Regions from separate parts of the Homo sapiens genome. Here region 1 is linked to region 2. Evidence: chromatin loops called from intact Hi-C (ENCODE). Cell type or tissue: PC-9. All regions are shown on one strand.

Region 1 (5,000 bases), 77 kb after region 2:
TTTGTTTATAATAGTAGAAGACTAGAAACAACCTCTGTACAAGGATGGGGAGCTGCTTGAGTGATACTCAAGGGATGACACTACAGGGTATTCATTCCTACTACTAAGTGCTGGTCAGCTGGAGTGGGTGAGGTCTCTGAGGATCAATGGAAAGATGAGGTGTGGCAGATCGTGTCTGCTGCAGTCAAGTGAGTGTCAGGAACAAGTGGGGCACATGTGTGTGCTCACTCACACATGTGCCCATGCATGCACAGCACCTCGCCCTGACAAGGACGGGGTGCACAGAGGAGTAGGGATAGGGCTGAGTCCAGGCTGGCCAAGAGGCTCAGTATTCACCACACACCCTCCATGCTTTCCATTTTTGTTTTTTAAAACCATATGTAAGTATTTTTCAAAAACATTGTTTAGTGTAAATAAAAAAAACTCAGCCTCAGTTCAGGTATTGGCTCCCAGGAAGTCAGTCTGACCCATGGTTTCTGCCAGGCTGTCCTTTCAGGTGCCCCACAGCACCTGGGAGGACTGGCTGAGTACCCCATTGTAATTATGATGCCACCATCTCAGAGCTCCACGAGGCCAGGGAGCAAGCCACACTTGTCTCAGAACCTTCTGGCACTTGGCGGGTTCTCAGTGTGCACGTTGGTAGTGTCTAGTCCTTCTAGAAGCCCTGACCTGGTGATTGGTTGAGGAGTCCACAGAGTGCCCTGCCCTTCCCAGGAGATGGAGTCTGGGTCCACTCCAGCAGCCTTGGAAAGGCCTGGTGGATGAGCAGCTTTGTGAACACAGGAAGCCAGCTTGGTATTCCCAAGTTGTGGGCCGGAGACCTTCGAGTGCCAAGGGAGCTGCGGTTGTGAGGACATCCGTCCCTGTAGGTCTGCTTAGGCAGATTAGATGAGTGGGGTAGGCGGGTCAGGACAGGACAGGACGGGGAATTTCTCTGAGTCATTCTGAGAAACAATAGAGGAAGCTGCAGCAGGGTAATCACCGCCACTTCTTGGCCTGTGGGTACTTCCTGTGACAAATCGAGTTGACCACATGTTCAAACTGAGCTTGCAATCAAACCCAAGCACTATCCAAATTCACCGGGGCCAGGCTGTTTCTGGCAGTATGGCATCTTGAGCACAGGCTCTGAGTGTCTACTGAAGCCCACAGCAGGCCGGGCCCATCTGGGCCAAGGATTCGCTCTCTGAGAAGGTTGGCAACAGGTGCCTGGGCCTGCAGGATGGTGACCTGACACTCAGGAGCCCTGTGGGCACAACCACAGGAAGAGGGGTTTGGCTCAAAGAGAAGGTCTGAGCCATGAGGTTGTTTTGTGGGAAAGGAAGTAGGCCAGGATGAATTGTGGGGGGCGGGGCTTAGGATGAGGTGCATTTTAGCTCTGGAAAATTCAGTGGCTGTGGTGGGCTGAGGTGGGTGCTGTGTGCCAAGATGTCTCTCCACCAACTGCAGGCTGGGTGATACCCTGTGTTGCTGTTGAGAGAAGTGACTTACCCAAAGAACACCGCCAGCATATGCCAAAGCGCAAATCAAAATGTGGGTCTGTGGTCCATGCCATCTCCTGATGAGGTCTCATGAAGGGGAACTTCAGACAGCTAAGCAGTTCCCACCCAGGCTGTGGCGGAAGGGCGTCTGCATGGAGTGGGAGGGAGGCCCAAAGTTGTTATGTCTCTGTCCCTACCGCCTCGCCCAGGACAGGCAGTGCTGGTGGATACTGGACTGGTCGAGGCAAAGACGTAATCTCTCGTTTGAATGTGAGGGCTCTAGAGAGAACACTGGAGCCCCCTTGCTGGGCATTTTGGCAGCAGCTGGCTGTGGTGGGAGGAGAACCTGTATTTATTTCGTGCCTGTCGTATGCCGGGAGGGTTGGCATTTCCCAGCTGTCATTCCCAGTAGCTGTAGAGGGAGGCATCCATTATCTCCTTGGCTCAGAAGTGAGGAGCAGCGAGGTGACTTGCCTAAGCTCACCAGGCAGTGGAGGGTGAAAGGCCCAGAGGTGGCCCCCAGGCCTCCCTGACTCCCCCGGCCCAGCCCAGGGCAGAATGCCAGCACCTGGTGGTTCTTCCTCATCACATGAGCCAGGTGCTCTTCCCCAGGGGCTCACCTTCCACATTTACCTCCCAGTCAGCACTTCTCTGAGGCCACGATGCAGCAGGGGAGTCCTTGGGGTAAGACTAGAGGGGGGCCTGGTTTCCATCTGGACCTGCCTTCCATGCCCTATGGCCTTAGAGGTGGGGGGTCCATCCCTGCCTCAGTTACCTTCCCTGCAGAAGGCCGAGGGGGGTCCGTGGTGCACAGGAAGTGCTTTCCCTGGGTGGCTCTGTGCACCTCTCACTTCGTGTCTGCCCAGCTTCAGCCAGGCTAGCTGTGTGCCTGGTGGGCGGAGAGAGCCAAGTTGAAGTCCTACAAATGTGCAAGGCAACGCAGCTCTAAAGTTCCTTCACTGCCACACAAGCGTGTTTCAGGGACTGACTGATCTGTGCCTGCAGTAGGTACCTGAGACCTGAAGCTCCCATTTGCTCATCTGTAGAACGGGGATAATCATGCTGCCCGTATGAGCCTTTTTTTTTTTTTTTTTTTTTTTTTTTTTTTTTTTTTGGGAGACGGAGTTTCACTTTTGTCGCCCAGGCTGAAGTACAGTGGCACAATCTCGGCTTACTGTAACCTCCACCTCCTGGGTTCAAGCGATTCTCATGCCTCAGCCTCCCAAGTAGCTGGGATTACAGGCACCCGCCACCACACCCAGCTAATTTTTTTTTTGTATTTTTAGTAGAGATGGGGTTTTGCCATTTGGGCCAGGCTGATCTTGAACTCCTGACCTCAGGTGATCCACACACCTCAGCCTCCCAAAGTGCCCATGTGAGGCTTTGAGGAGTAGATGTGGTTGTGTCTGCAAAGGGACTGACCTTAAGCCAACTCCAGGTGACATCTGCTGTACCTTCCTCACCCGCACTGGGGAGGTCTGACCACGGGCCCTGCCCCACCTCAGGTTGTTTCATTTCTGAAACTGCTTCCTCATGAGTCAGCCCAAGGCTGGCCTTCTCCCTGCTGCCTACATGTCCACATGTGGGCTTCACCACACTCCCACCTGGAGCACGGCAGGAGGCTGCTAGCAGATGCGTTAATGTCAGTCTCCCCTCAGAACATGCGAAGGTGCTGGAGCTTCACAAAGAAAGGAGGATGTGGACCTGGGCCTTTGTGGCCTGGAGCAGCTTGCCTCTGAGGCACAGCAAAGTTCCATAACCTACCCAGAGCCACACGGTGGTGGCATCAGGGCTTAGACCCAGCTGTGTTTTGCTCCCAGGCCTGGGCCTTCCCTCCACAAACCTGGGTCTGTAGGTGCACATGTACCGGGTGATCTCAGGACAAATTAAGTGTGTGCCTGTGGATGCTCCCCTTAACAATCTGGACAGATGGTTGCTGTTCCGATGAGTAGGGTGGTCAGGGTAGGCAGCAGAGTGTTTCCCAGACTGGGAATCTAGACAACTGAGTTGTAGTCCTTACACTGCCCCGTTGCTCTGTGACTTTGGAGAAGTCATTTCACCTCTCCGGGAAGGAAAGTCCACCTATAAAATAGGGGTTGGACCAGATCAAGACTGAGAAATTTTTTTCTTTAAAGATAGTAAGTATTTTAAGCTTTGTAGGTCATGTAGTCTCTATCATAGCTCCTCAACTCTGCCATTGTAGCACAGAAGCAGCCACAGACAATATGTGAACTAATGAGCGTGGCTGTGTGCCAGTAAAACCCTTATTCACAAAAACAGGTGGCAGGCTGGATTTTGCCCGTGGATCGTGGTCTGCCAACCCCTGAGCTAGAGGATCTCATAACGCACTTGCAGCCATTGCTATTCTAGGATTCTGTAGCAGCAGCCATGCGTGGTGGAGCTGGAACCCAAGGTGTGGATTAATTACCAGTCGGCTTTGATGCCCGTCAAGAAATTAGCATCTGTCAATTTCTAATGTGGTTGCATCCCATTAGAGAGCAGAGGGAAATTTCAGTCTTTGGTAACCAATTCTGTTTTTCTCCTTGTAGAATGCTGAGATGTATAAACTGTCTTCAGAGCAATTCCATGAGGCAGCCTCAAAGATGGAGAGCACAATAAAGTAAGAATTTGTTTATTATTCTTTGTAAACTTGGCCCACAATTGTAAAAATTCCCACATGTGGCTTGAAACCTGCCACCACCTGCCTAATTTCAAGTTTCCCTAATAATACACACAACCATCTGTTCCTCAGCTCTCTCACCTGGATCTGAGGTAGCCATTGGTCATCTGTAATTGGCCAAATTAGCACTCAGTTCTTATCTAGCTCCTTGGCAAATTGGAGTGGTGCTAGGGTAGACTTGCAGAGTTATTTTCGGGGCCCAGTGTCTGCTGAGCAGGGGCTCCTTTCCTTGTGTGGCTAGCTGAGGAGCTGGCCGTCAGGCCCCAGAAGGAGTTGAGGCAGGGGTTCTGCTGGCTTCTCTCCCCTCTGACTGTGGAGGGGTTTTTAGGGGAAGGTGTCCCCTCTCAGTGCTTCCTGTGCCTGGTACATGCAGTGCACCCTGTGCGCAGTCATGCTCGGGGTGGCCCACACTTCATGCCCAGAGGAACTGAGGCTCAGAGAGCTGCTGGCTTGCTCAGATCATACAGTCCTAAGTGCCAGCATTCTGTCCCCTGTCTGTGGTGCTCCTATGCTGTCCATTGAGGACTCAGCTGGAACGTCACAGGAGCAGGGAGGTGCTCACAGTGTGCCCAGTACCAGTGTGGCTCTGCTCAGTCAATAGTACAGTTCCCTGGAAGGTCAGAAAGTGATTCTTGTGGGAAGGAATTGGGTCTTATGGGTTCTCTGTGTGAAGTTGGTCTCTATGGACCTGAGAGACCTTCATAAATTAGCCAAGGGGCTACCACCAACTCCATCCACTTCCTGGGAAAGCTGCTCCCTCCCAAGAGTGAATTGGGACAATTCACCTGGCAGCCCTCAGGGCACAGAATTGTGAGCAGTGGGTCTGGCCTCATGAGAAAGAA
Region 2 (5,000 bases):
AAAAAAAAAAAAAAAAAAAGAATTACCAATAACGTTACTTAATTATTCATCATATGTGTGAAATAATCAATGTATCTTGAAAGTGTAAATTCAGTTCAACATATATTTATGCATCATGTGCCTACCAAGTTTCATGCCAGGTGTGGGGACACAGAAGTGACTCAGGGCTGCTGCTTTCATGAAGCCCCTGTATCTGCAGGGGGATCAATAGCTATAGACCAATTAATATAAGAATAATTAGAATAATTATAGGATATATTTAAGTGCTATGGGAGTACAGATAGATGATACAGTTCTGTTTGGATGGAGAGAGAAGACAAAATAAGTCATTCAGGGATTTTGATTATAGCCATAGAAACCAGCTCTGGCTATCATAAGCAGAGGGAATTAATTGGAAAGTTGTTGGGGGTCGCCTGTGGGTGTGGAGCTGGAGGGCCAGGCCTGGGGAATGGGCCAGAAGCAGGGGAGCTCCTAGGTCATGAAGCCCTACCAGTTGCATCATTGTACTCTTGCTACTACTGCTGTTGCTGTGGTCTCCGTCAAGCCAATCTCTATCAGTCCCTCCTTTCTGTGTCATTTATTCAGGGTTCAGTTTTGTGTGATGATGACTATCCGAGTCCAAGTGGGGTGCCTATCCCTGGCTACTTCACGACAGAAGGAGCATACATATCTGATCTCCACTTAGATATAGGACAGCTTCCTACTTGGAAATTGGACAGAACCTCCCCAAGACTCCAACACGGGATTTAATAGGGTGCTGAAGGAAGCGTTGGCTGGGTCCTTGACAGTCGGCAACAGCAGAGCACTTGGGCAGGCAGGGTATAGAAAAAGAGACATTTCTGGCAAAGAACAGTAGGAGCCAGAAGCACAGGCCCTGGAAGCCCTGGTGTGTCTGGAGGAATAAGAGCTCCGCTGTGCCATGGGCAGTATTTGTAGCTGGTTGAGACTAGGTCAAGGAAAAGTGTTTTTCCAGTTTCTAATATCCATTCTCCAGAGAAGTAGCCCGGGTGGGAGATCCTAGATGGATCCACAAACAGTTGGAACAGATTTCTGACCAGCCTCTGGGGCCCCTGAGGGGCCCCTGAGAGCTTAACTGATGGAGATGGCCCAGTGAGCCCCACCCTAGCTGCAGGCCAACAGTTCCCTATTCTCCAGTGTTGTCCTCTTAGCCCAGGTGTAGGTGCCAACAGCAGAGGCAGGACAGTGCTCCCCACACAGCCCCGATCCCTCCAGTAGGTGTGGGGCACCTGCCTGCCTGCCTGACGTCGTTACGGGCTGAGGGTGTGACAGTGGCCAGGCAGCTTGTTCTCTGGTCAGGTAGGGGCCACTTCTCTGACTCCCTTAACCTCACGGCTCTCCAGAGAACCTTTCTGACTCATGGGCTTACAATCCCTGAGGTCTGAAGTGCCATCAGAGTGGGGCTGGGAGGAGTGGGGATTCTCTGGGCATGGAAGACCACACACACCTGGCCGGCTCTGCTCAGTTCATGAATTTCCCACCTGGAGACTGGGCAGTTCATCACTCCTGTTCTCTGCAAGGAACTATAGGTCTGTTGCTGGTCATGTTTGAGCAACTTCTCTGAACTCTTACTGTTTGGAGCTGCAGTGAGAAGCAGCAGGCAGCAGAGCTGAATCACTGGCTCCTTTTCTCCCTCCCCATCTCTCTCTTTTCAGCCTGCAGATTTAGAAGCATGAGTAAGCTCTGCTTTACCCGACTCTTGCTTATTTCAAGCAGCATGCTGTTACCCTGTACCTAAAGACAGCCCTTGCCTCCCTCACAGGCAGGGATTCTGTTCTCCAGCATTACTTTTTAAAAGGTGTTCAGCTAGAAAATCGCATATTATTTCTTCTGTAAAGGTTTCTCCTTGCCACCTTTCCGTAGCTACAGCTGTCACAACCACAGTTAATATTTTGTGTGCCTGTACATGTGAGTGCACGGTGTGGGAAGGGAGATAATCAGTCTGTCCTCTTGGGCAGCAGCCTTCCAGTTCAGCTTTTATGAGCTGCATTTAAAAAATAAATAAATAGATCATATCGCTATCTTGCTCAGAGCTCTCCAGTGGCCCCTGTGCTCATAGAAGGCAGTGCACCACCTCACCAGGGCTGCAAGGCCCTGCGCCGTTAGGCCCCAGCCTGTTTTTCATGCTGCGTCTCACCACTCCCCTACTCCATTCCCAGGTATTTGTTATGGTGTTTGTTATGTCTCTCGAATATGTCATGTTTGTTCCCACTCAGAGGCCTTTGCATTGGTTTTTTCAGCAGGGAATGAACTTCCCTAAGATCTTCGTGGCCTTCTATCCTGTCATGCAGCTCTCAGCTCAAATGTCACCTCCTGAGAGGGACCTTCTCTGGTCATTCCCTATGAATGAGTCCTCACCCCTGCCTCTCTGGACCGCCACTCTGTTCTTCACAGCCCTTCATCACCATCTGACACCACATTCACTCATTAATTTATGTTCATCTGTCCATCCCTTCCTGTGTGTCTCATTCATCGCAGGATCCCAGGCTTTTAGAACTGTCCTGGTTCCACAAGCATTCAGTACAATTTTGGTACTGAAGACAGTGCACACAAGAGTGAAACAGCAGTGGGGACACTGACCGGGAGAGGCAAAGCGCTGTAGCAGAGATTGTGCGGAGATGCTGAGAGGAGAGAGGGCGTCTGCAGGGATACGGAGGTGCTGGCTGAGCTAGGTATGCCTGTGTAGACCAGGGCTCAGCTGTTCTGCCTGAGCCAGGCTGGCTCTGCTCTGGAGGAACAAAATTCATGGCACATGCCCAGGAAGACAGTGCGCTGAGGATGTCGACAGGTAAGGACTGTTGGACGCCAGGAGCAAGTGCGGGGGACTGGCCTGCTCTTCCTGAGGAGAAATGGACATCGCTTTGGGCTTTCACCGGTCCAAGCTCCCTTGTGGTTAATTGTTACTCTGTGCAAATCTGGGGTTCCTCCCAGCCCTCCACTAAAGGGAATTGTGCGCCAGAGTGGCTCTACATTTCATTTCCGACCTTATCATCCTTGTGCCCTAGAACTTTATTAGACATTGCAGAGATGATATCATGATGTCTTAAGATAGCCTTGCTTGGAAAATTATACCAGGTAAGATCTTATTACACCAGGAGATGAAGCCCATTACTTTAAAACTTTACCTCTGCCATGTATTGATTATGTGGCTCTGGGTGACTTCATTACTCTGTGCCTCATTTTTCTTGCCTTTAAAGTGGGTTTAGCCTGGGTGTGGTGGCTCACCCTGTAATTCTAGCACTTTAAGATGACAAGGCAGGAGGATTGCTTGAGCCCAGGAGTTCAACACCAGCCTAGGCAACATAGTGAGACCCCATCTCACCAAAATTTAAAAAATTAGCCAAGCATGGTGTGTTTGTAGTCCAAGCTACTCGGGAGGCTGAAGTGGGAGGATGGCTTGTGCCCAGGAGGTCGAGGCTGGGGTGAGCCCAGGTCATGCTATTGTACTTTAGCCTGGGTGGCAGAGCAAGACCCTGTCTCATTCATTCATACATACATATATACATAGTGTTTAATAATATCTATTTCACTAGGTTATTGTATAAGTTAATGGAACACTTAAGGAATTATTTACTGACTGGTAATAAATGGTCACTGTTGCTTTTATAGATTCATGCCTGGTTGTTTCATGAGGTGTCACTGATTCTTGTTTTGTCATGACCAAGATTATGCTTTTGCCCTGACCAATATCTAGGTGTTGCTAAGAGGAAGGAAGGCTGCAGAGAATGTGGTACTTATTGGATAAAATGTGTCAGACATACACAGAGTTAACCATCCCTGAGCATTTCCACCGTCTCCTTCCCTGCTGTCTTGTTCTTTTCTTACTTGGGCAACACGGAGGAGAGCAGGCTCTGGTTGCCTGAGAGGCCATCTGTCCTGTGATCCCTCACACCTGAAGCCTCCGTTCCCTCATTCTCCCAGCCATGGGCACCATGTCCACAGTGCAGATGGGGCGGGGGAGCAGTGTCAGCACTGCAGCCTGCAGGTGGAGATTTGGAAGAAAGCAGCATGAGCAGACACAAGCCTTCAGAATGAGACTAATTTTCATGAGGCTTTCCCTGGTAATAAAAGGAAATGGGGGCTGCAGAGAGCCTACAGTATTTCAGCAGATGGTCTTGTAATAGAATGTTTTTTCAAAGTTTCCTTGTGAGGCATCAGTGACTCTTGGAAAATTTGTATCGTGTAATGAGGAACAAAGACATGGCTTTGAGCATCCCTCTTCTTGGCATGTTTCTGAGTTGCCTCTCCCTCCTGGCACAGGTAGGTGGTTTTGGAAAGTGAGGAAGATGACCCTAGAGAAGCAGCCTCTCCTGATTTTTCTGTGCCTTTGAAGGAGCTGGGACTTGGTCCTAGGGTCAACAATGCCTGTTCAGCTCTGCCCCTCCTCACTCTTCCAGGCTTGGGCCTCAGCAGGACCCATTTGATGTCAATGAAGGAAGGTCTGCATTTCTGCAGTCCCTTAATCAGCTGCATCTCCCTCTGAATTGTGCCAACCTCATGGAATGGTGTGCACCTGTCCAAGCTGGCTTATGGAAGGAAGGGAGGGACGGATTCTTGGTGATAGTTTCTTCTTCAGACTCATAGTAGACAAGCCCAAGCATTGAGAACACCTACAGCAGGGCAGAATCACAGCAAACCCTTATGGCAGCCCTATGAGGAAACTGAGGCACAGAGAAATTGCAAATAATTGTTAGAGCCAGAATTTGAACCCAAGCCTCTTAAACATCACAGTGTACTGTACTGTCTTAATGATTAGCATCTCCTTTTCCCAAAATCAACTTCTCAGCATCATTCATTTTATTCCTTCTTTTTTCCTTTTTTTTTTTTTTTTGAGACAGTCTTGCTCTGTTGCTCAGCCCGGCATGCAGTGACATTATCATAGCTCACTGTGGCTTCCATCTCCTGGGCTCAAGTGATCCTCCTGCCTCAGCCACCTGAGTAGCTGGGGCTACAGGCATGCACCACTATGCCCAGCTAATTTT

What was found. A loop is a pair of places that touch in the nucleus more often than their neighbours do. Peaks named below come from ENCODE experiments on the same cell type or tissue, not always from the same donor. Only the 100,000 strongest peaks of a DNase experiment are listed, where the experiment ranks them.
Region 1: a loop joins it to region 2, with 15 times the contacts of the local background. A loop is called at or near these places in 3 of 110 quality-filtered maps.

The regions. Positions count from the first base shown.
Region 1 is chr3:126,910,653-126,915,652 of GRCh38, forward strand. It overlaps CHCHD6 (coiled-coil-helix-coiled-coil-helix domain containing 6), which reads left to right. Exons shown (of 8, transcript NM_032343.3): 6 at 4,028-4,098. Among named protein-coding and RNA genes, the nearest start is that of PLXNA1, 70 kb to the right of the region's middle. RefSeq lists enhancers at 471-1,670, 603-1,082, 1,223-1,302. In PC-9, no CTCF peak of the experiment used is centred here; DNase peaks (open chromatin) are centred at 959 and 2,989; H3K27ac peaks cover 4,328 bases.
Region 2 is chr3:126,834,060-126,839,059 of GRCh38, forward strand. The region is part of intron 4 of CHCHD6 (coiled-coil-helix-coiled-coil-helix domain containing 6); the gene reads left to right. Among named protein-coding and RNA genes, the nearest start is that of CHCHD6, 130 kb to the left of the region's middle. In PC-9, a CTCF peak has its summit at 2,109; a DNase peak (open chromatin) is centred at 1,362; H3K27ac peaks cover 1,718 bases.